Linked DNA regions of Homo sapiens: region 1 is linked to region 2. The links are chromatin contacts, found by Hi-C or POLR2A ChIA-PET in ENCODE. All regions are on one chromosome and are shown on one strand. The core of a region is the stretch at or near the end of the contact, and the rest is flanking DNA. Distances in the headings are between cores, read along the strand shown.

Region 1 (3,390 bases), core at 529-3,028, 120 kb before region 2:
ATCCCAAGTACTTGGGGGGCTGAGGCAGGAGAATCCCTTGAACCCTGGAGGTGGAGGTTGCGGTGAGCCAAGATCATGCCACTGCACTCCAGCCTAGCTACAGAGCAAGACTCCGTCTCAAAAAAAAAAAAAAAAAGGCTGGGTGCAGTGGCTCACGCCTGTAATTCCAGCACTTTGGGAGGCCCAGGTGGGCAGATCATGAGGTCAATAGATCGAGACCATCCTAGCCAACATGGTGAAACTCCGTCTCTACTAAAAATATAAAAATTAGCTAGGCGTGGTGAGGCACGCCTGTAGTCCCAGCTACTGGGGAGGCAGAGGGAGAAGAATCCCTTGAACCCAGGAGGCAGAGGTTGCAGTGAGCCGAGATCGCGCCACTGCACTCCAGCCTGGGCAACAAGAGCGAGACTCTGTCTCAAAAAAAAAAAAAAAAAAAAAAAAAACTTTGATCAACAATTTGGAAACTGCCTGTTCTTTTAAAAACGCTCTTTCAGCTGCTGCTAATCCGAGTGTATATTCAGGACAACTTGAATCTCTGCTCCGAGTTGCAGTCTTCGAACTTGACCCAAAAAAACTCCCTGCTTAAATTAGGCTCGCCTCAGTTTTCATTTGTTTTCCTTTAGGCGGACACAGACGAGGGCCACTTAAAGGATGGCCCCTAAACTCCCGGTTGAGTTCTTTTACATATAAAGGGCATCATGCCTTTGAGGAGCTTAGCTTTACATATTAAATGGAGAAACAGAACCTGTCAACATCTGTAGGAAGTGGACAGCGCCAGTTATAAACAGGAGGCCAGGCAAGGTGGCTCACGCCTGTAATCCCAGCACTTTGGGAGGCTGAAGCGGGCGGATCACTTGAGCTCAGGAGTTCCAGACCAGCCTGGCCAACATGGCGAAACTCCGTCTCTACTAAAAATACAAAAATCAGCCCGGCGTGGTGGCGCGCGCCTGTAATCCCAGCTACCTGGGAGGCTGAGGCAGGAAAATCACTTGAACCCGGGATTTGGATGTTGCAGTGAGCGGAGATCACGCCACTGCACTGTAGCCTGGGAGACAGAGCGAGACTCTGTCATTAATAAATAAATATATGTAAATAAAATAAAGCAACAAGAGTTTGCAAAATCCAAAACCACGGGGACTTCTCAACTGCCTTTTCTCCCTTAAGTACCCTCCATTGCTACCCCTGCTCCATCACCTCCTCTTCCGGTCCCTCCTCTAGGGCCCGCCCACCCCTTCCGTTTCCGCCCCGCCCCGCCCCCGCCTTCGCCCAGACCAGGGCCCGCCCGCCTCTTCCAATCCGTTCCCCGACGGCCTGCCCATTGCTTCCGGTCCGTAGCTGAGGCCCCGCCCCTTCAACTGTGCCTCAGCCCGCCATTCCCATTGGCGGAAAATCCCAGACGCCCCTCAAATTGGAGAGGGACAGATGGGCGCTGTGGCTCACGCCCGTAATCACAACCCTCTGAGAAGCCGAGGCGGGCGGATCACGAGGTCAAAAGATCGAGACCGTCCTGGCCAACGTGGTGAAACCCCGTCTCTACTAAAAATAAAAAAATTAGCTGGGCGTGGTGGCGCGCGCCTCTAGTCGGGAGGCTGAGGCAGGAGAATCGCTTGAACCCGGAAGGCGGAGGTTGCAGTGAGCCGAGATCGCGCCACTGCACCCCAGCCTGGCAACAGAGCGAGACTCTGGCTCAAAAAAAAAAAAAAAAAAAAAAAAAATTGGAGAGGGACGCTCTTCCGCCTGCCTGTACCCGGAAGTGACGTTATGTACGTCCCCCCCCGAGGAAGTGACGACAGGCGTGCCCTTGACAGGCAGGGAGGGCTAGGCTGTGCATCCCTCCGCTCGCATTGCAGGGAGGTAGGAGCCCTGTGGGGGTGGCTCGAGGTGGTGTCGCGGCTGAGGCATGCCGCGAGCGCGTTCCTGCGCAGGCTGGCGGCCGGGCGGGCGGGGGGATCTAGCTCGCCGGAGAGCCAGGGTCCCTGGTGATGTCCGATTTTTCCCAGTTCCCTCCACACATGTCCCTTCTTTATTGGTTCCCTCCAGTACATGTCTCTTCGTTTTTGGTTCCTCTCACACTCTTAGTTCCTCCTTGAATTGTTGCGTTTCATCTTTTCAGACGACCCTGGGTTCCAGTGTTGGCTGTCATTTAATAGCGGGGTTACTTTGGGCATGTCACTTAACTTACTTGAGCCTCGTATTCCTTCCCTTACTCGCAGTGTGGGCAGTACAATAGCAACTTCCTGGAAGTTGCTGTAGGAAGACCAATAATGTGTGTAAGGTACTTGGTCCTTACATACATTATTAAATCTGTTGGTTTCTTCCTCCCATTCTTCCGTTATAATCTAAATCCCGATTTCTTTTTGGTTGTGAAGCCAGTTTTCCTGTCCTTCTGGTTTGCCTAGCTGTTCCTTCCCTTTGATTCTCATTGCTTCCTCACTTCCACGCTACAAATCTTACATATGATTTCCTTGCATTTTGCTTCCAACTCTGCCTCTTCCTGAGCCCTGAGTACTCCCCAAATCTTTTTCTAGTGTGTCGACTTCCTTTTGTGTGCCCCAGTTCTTCTGCCTCTTTCCCTCACAGATGGCTCAGCGACTTCTTCTGAGGAGGTTCCTGGCCTCTGTCATCTCCAGGAAGCCCTCTCAGGGTCAGTGGCCACCCCTCACTTCCAGAGCCCTGCAGACCCCACAATGCAGTCCTGGTGGCCTGACTGTAACACCCAACCCAGCCCGGACAATATACACCACGAGGATCTCCTTGACAACCTTTAATATCCAGGATGGACCTGACTTTCAAGACCGAGTGGTCAACAGTGAGACACCAGTGGTTGTGGATTTCCACGCACAGTGAGTATTGGGGGTCCACAGAAGACTAGGGTCCTACTTGTTCAAGTATTTATTGAATGCCTGCTGTGTCCCACGGCCATGTTCTATGCTGCTCATATGTAGACTCAATATACAGACTGGTCAGGCCCAGTCCCTGCCCTCAAGGGGAATGCAGTCTGGTGGAAGACAGACAAGTGAACAGTCTGCAAAGCTGACTGTTAGTGCTGGGAAACACATGTTCTGTTTCTCAATCCCCAGAAAGCTCAGCGTCATCTTTAGCATGGACCAGAGTTGGAAAAATATGACTGTCACCTTGCTTTTGGTGTATACCAGTTCCTGGCCCTGCAGATAAGCTGATGTTAACATCCTGCCATGAAAACCGCAAGAAGGGCTGGCAAAAAGTTATCAGTGTCGGCCGGGTGCGGTGGCTCATGCCTGTAATCCCAGCACTTTGGGAGGCCAAGGCGGGCAGATCACCTGAGGTCAGGAGTTCAAGACCAGCCTGGCCAACATGGTGATACCCTGTCTCTATTAAAAATACAAAATTAGCTAGGCGTGGTGGTGTGTG
Region 2 (3,893 bases), core at 1,231-3,730:
ACAGGCGTGAGCCACCGTACACCCCCAGCCAATTACTTTAAAATACAAATCTGATGTCACCTCTGCTCCTCCCCAATTATCCCTAGAATAAAGTCCACATTCCTAAATGGCTGATAAGATCCTGGGTTAGCTGCCCCAGTTTATCTCCTCCAGCCTGTCCCAAGCTATTGCCCCCACCCCTTCCCATGCAGGAGGAGGGACTCTATGTACCACATTCTGGTTTCTGGTGTCATTTTTTTTTTAAAAGAAATTGTTCATTTAATTTTTAAGTTGACAAAAATTGTTTATATCCATTGTGTACAACATGATTTGAAATACGTACTGGTGTTGTTTTTGATAGCCTGAGTTTCCTTCGGTGCCAGGCAAAGTGAAAGTGACCACAGGCCCTCCCTTGGACAGGCAAATGCCATCATCTTTCATTGTTTCCTGGACTTTCAGCAGTCACCTGAGCCCCCCTCCATGCCCGCTTCAAGGAGGCAAAGGCAGAACCTGCAGATGGGGCAGGCTCTGGGGCCCGGGCACTAAGTTCCTCTCTGGTTTTCTTATCTGCTAAGCATCAACACAGGCTTGGGTTGGAATACTGCTAATGGAAACAAGTTCCAGCTTCTTCTGTAAGCAAACAACATTCCTGAGGTGGAAAGGGAAGGGGGGCCCACCCGCAGTCTTCAGCTCCTACCTCCTGGGCACTGGCAGCTGGGAGGAGCCCCCCACTCCTTGTTAGCCTGGGGAGAGTGAGGGCCTAGGTCGAGGCTGCTGTAGGTTATTAGCCCTGGGTGACAGAGGAGCCACTTTATTGACCCACCCTGTAGATAACTGCTCTGACAGCCCTGGTGTGTATTGCAGAGAGTGGCCTTGTGCATACCTGTGAGCAGATAGGACATTTTGCAGGTGGGAAAGCCGAGGCCTGGGTGGTGCCTGCAGGATTGCACAGCTGGTCAGCACCTCGCTGGACTCAAATCCAGCTCTTCTGCCACAGGCTTTGTGCCCATCTCACCAGACCAGCATTTCCCAGACCAGCATGGAGAGAGGTTTTTCCTGCAGGATATTCCTGGGATGGAGTTAAGCAGATTTCTTTTTTCTTTTTCTTTCTTTTTTTTTTTTTTGAGATGGAGTCTCACACTGTTGCCCAGGCTAGAGTGCAGTGGTGCGATCTCGGCTCACTGCAAGCTCCCCCTCCCAGGTTCACGCCATTCTCCTGCCTCAGCCTCCAGAGTAGCTGGGACTACAGGTGCCCGCCACCATGCCCGGCTAATTTTTTGTATTTTTAGTAGAGACGGGGTTTCACCGTGTTAGCCAGGATGGTCTCGATCTCCTGACCTCGTGATCCGCCCGCCTCGGCCTCTCAAAGTGCTGGGATTACAGGTGTGAGCCACTGTGCCCGGCCTAAGTTAAGCAGATTTCTTTTTGCAGGCTGCTTCCTACAACATTTTGTGCATATTGTGATTGCAAGAGGGCCATAGGGAGACGGCATTCCATCCTTACTCGGCCACGAAACCCTCTTCCCTCTGCAAATTGCTGTCTTTATAGTCACTGTCCCTGAGAACTGTCCTCTATGGATGGATATAACCTGCAGAAAGAGTCACTAGACTCCTGGTAACTGATTTTCAGAGGGCCCAGGTGTCATTCCTAGGAAGAATGGGGATTAAATAGCTCAGAATCACAAGATAGAGGAGTTGGGAGGGAAATTCCTATCATGCCATTCTCCACTGGGAGCTTGAGCTACAACTCTTCTGATGTTAGGTGGTGGTGGTGGTGGTGGTGGTGGTGGTGGTGGTGGTGGTGGTGTTTGTCCTCATTCTAAAGCTAGGAAATTGGGGTGCTAACAGCTTCAAGGTCACAGGAATTGTGAGCAGGGGACCTGGGACTCCAATCCAGGTCTGTCTGGCCCCAAAGCCATAAACTCCATTGTGGTACATTACAAGCATTTATCTTAGGGTTTGCAGAACCAGGACCTCACATGGCTGTGGTTTTTCCACTTCTGTCTGTCACTTCTGAGTTGATACCAAAGGTTGATGTTGCCAGCACCTACTTGATAGATGGAGGCGTAGCATTCCAGGAGGGCACACGACCTTCTCATGGCATCCTAGCAAGAGCAGAGGCCATGCCAGCCAAGATTCTTTCTGGTATGTCGGACTGGTAGTAGGTGGTAGGTGCCTCTACACTGGTTAATCAGGGGGTGCTAGAAGGTTCTAGAAAACAGAGATGGTTGAACTATATGTAAAACCAGTAAATTATCCTCAGTCCTATTTCTCTTTGTAGATTGAAAGCCCCAGTATGCATTCTTTCCCTTTTTGTTTTGAGGATATAAAAATTAGTCCATAAATGGTTTGGTGTTTGTAACAAATTAGGTGGCTATAACCCTTACGCGTGTGTGGTTTCAACTTGGCTCTCCTGTTACCTTCAGCTCTCCAGCCCTGTCCCTCTTTGCACAGCCACAGCCCAAGGGGATTTTCCAGCCTCTGGGGACCTTCCCCATTAAGTCTTTCTTCCTCATTTTGGCCTTGTTTCTCATTTATTCATTCAGGACACTTTAACTGAGCACCTGCTCTGGGCCAGGCATTGTGCCAGACATTTGGAATTGATGAATGAGACCCAATTCCTGTCCTCAAATAAAACTACAAATAATGAGTATTTAGCTGTTTGGTTACAGTGGAACAAGTACAGAGCACAGACGGGAGGGCCATAGATATGAGACATCTTTTTGCTGCAAAAAGTCTTTAGAGAAGGGAGCGTTTGAGCTTTGATCTCAGAGAGGGTTCCTAATACAAAGGACACTTCTCTGCCTTCTTTGAAGGCCTGGAGGCCTGAGCAGAGTGTAGTGTGACTGGGGAATTGATTATATACCGCTGGGAATGACTGTGGCAAAAGGAAGGGCAGGGGCAAGATGAATGGGTGGGGTCCTAGAGGGCTTGCTTAGCATGCAGATTTTATTCTGGTGAAGGTGTGGAGCTGTCGAACCATTTTGAACTGATCAAATAATATCAATGAAATAGGAAGTCATATAAATAGGAATTTGAATTTGTGAGTCATCAGAAAGGAGTTCTGTAGAAGTGGCAGGGGAGGCCAGGAGGGAGGCAGTTGGAGCAGTCCAGAAGGGAGGGCCTGTGGGCCTGGACTGGAACAGGGCACGGGCAGTGGTGTTGGCGGAGGGCTGGGGAGGAGTTTACGGTGACTGTCTTGGGTGGCCAGATGGATGGTGTCTCCCAGAGATGGACACCCAGAAGAGGGTATGGGTCTGGGGAGAGATGGTGGGGGAGTTCAGGTGTGATGGTGCATCCACCAGGTGGAGATGGCTCGTTGGTAGGTGTTTAAATATATTTATTAATATATGAAGGGGTGTGGGGGAGAGCTCTGGGCGGGAAATAATCCGGCTGTCCCAGTGGTGGAAGCCATGGATTTCCTGGGTCTAATCCAGATTGATTTGCCAAAACTATTCAATAAATAGCGTTTGGGCCTGGTGCGGTGGCTGACACCTATAATCCCAGCACTTTGGGAGGCCAAGGCGGGCGGATTGCCTGAGCTCAGGAGTTCGAGACCAGCCTGGCCAATATGGCGAAACCCCATCTCTACTAAAATACAAAAAATTAGCCGGGTGTGGCGGTGTGCACCTGTAGTCCCAGCTACTCGGGAGGCTGAGGCAGGAGAATTGCTTGAACCGGGGAGGTGGAGGTTGCAGTGAGCCAAGATCACGCCACTGCATTCCAGCCTGATGGGATTCCCAGGGTGGGGTGAGCTGGCACAGCTGTGTCAACAGCTCCCACCCCCAGCCTCCAAAATGTGGCTCCCGCTTGTCTTCCGTTAATCATCTGGACCCTTTGATGCTGGTGACTTTGCTTATGAGTCGCAGGCTGAGCTGCCGTGTTGGAGGTTCTGAAGGTGCTTCTTGCCTGCCT

Evidence for each region. Hi-C counts contacts between places; a loop is a spot of excess contacts on that map. ChIA-PET counts read pairs that join two places held with the same protein, here RNA polymerase II (POLR2A). Pooled maps may share reads with other maps.
Region 1: a loop to region 2 is called in a map of stomach, with 2.4 times the contacts of the local background. The contact joins the promoter of TXN2 here to the enhancer-like site in region 2. A Hi-C loop is called at or near these places in 8 of 168 maps with a recorded cell type or tissue (B cell, CD8-positive, alpha-beta T cell, chondrocyte and 4 more), 4 of 37 single-sample maps with no recorded cell type and 12 of 50 pooled maps. POLR2A ChIA-PET finds 5 or more read pairs at or near these places in 25 of 52 experiments (A673, AG04449, AG04450 and 20 more).

Annotation. Positions count from the first base shown.
Region 1 is chr22:36,480,028-36,483,417 of GRCh38, reverse strand. It overlaps TXN2 (thioredoxin 2), which reads left to right and starts at 1,778. Exons shown (of 4, transcript NM_012473.4): 1 at 1,778-1,854; 2 at 2,581-2,843. The coding sequence starts at 2,581. RefSeq lists an enhancer at 402-1,348.
Region 2 is chr22:36,357,923-36,361,815 of GRCh38, reverse strand. The region is part of intron 1 of MYH9 (myosin heavy chain 9); the gene reads left to right. Among named protein-coding and RNA genes, the nearest start is that of MYH9, 28 kb to the left of the region's middle. RefSeq lists enhancers at 2,360-2,569, 2,670-2,739, 3,825-3,893. Within about 2 kb of position 2,480, at least 14 of the 41 ENCODE cell types and tissues checked have a DNase peak (open chromatin) inside an H3K27ac peak, as active enhancers do; they include B cell, CD8-positive, alpha-beta T cell, GM12878 and 2 more, where a contact is called at or near this core.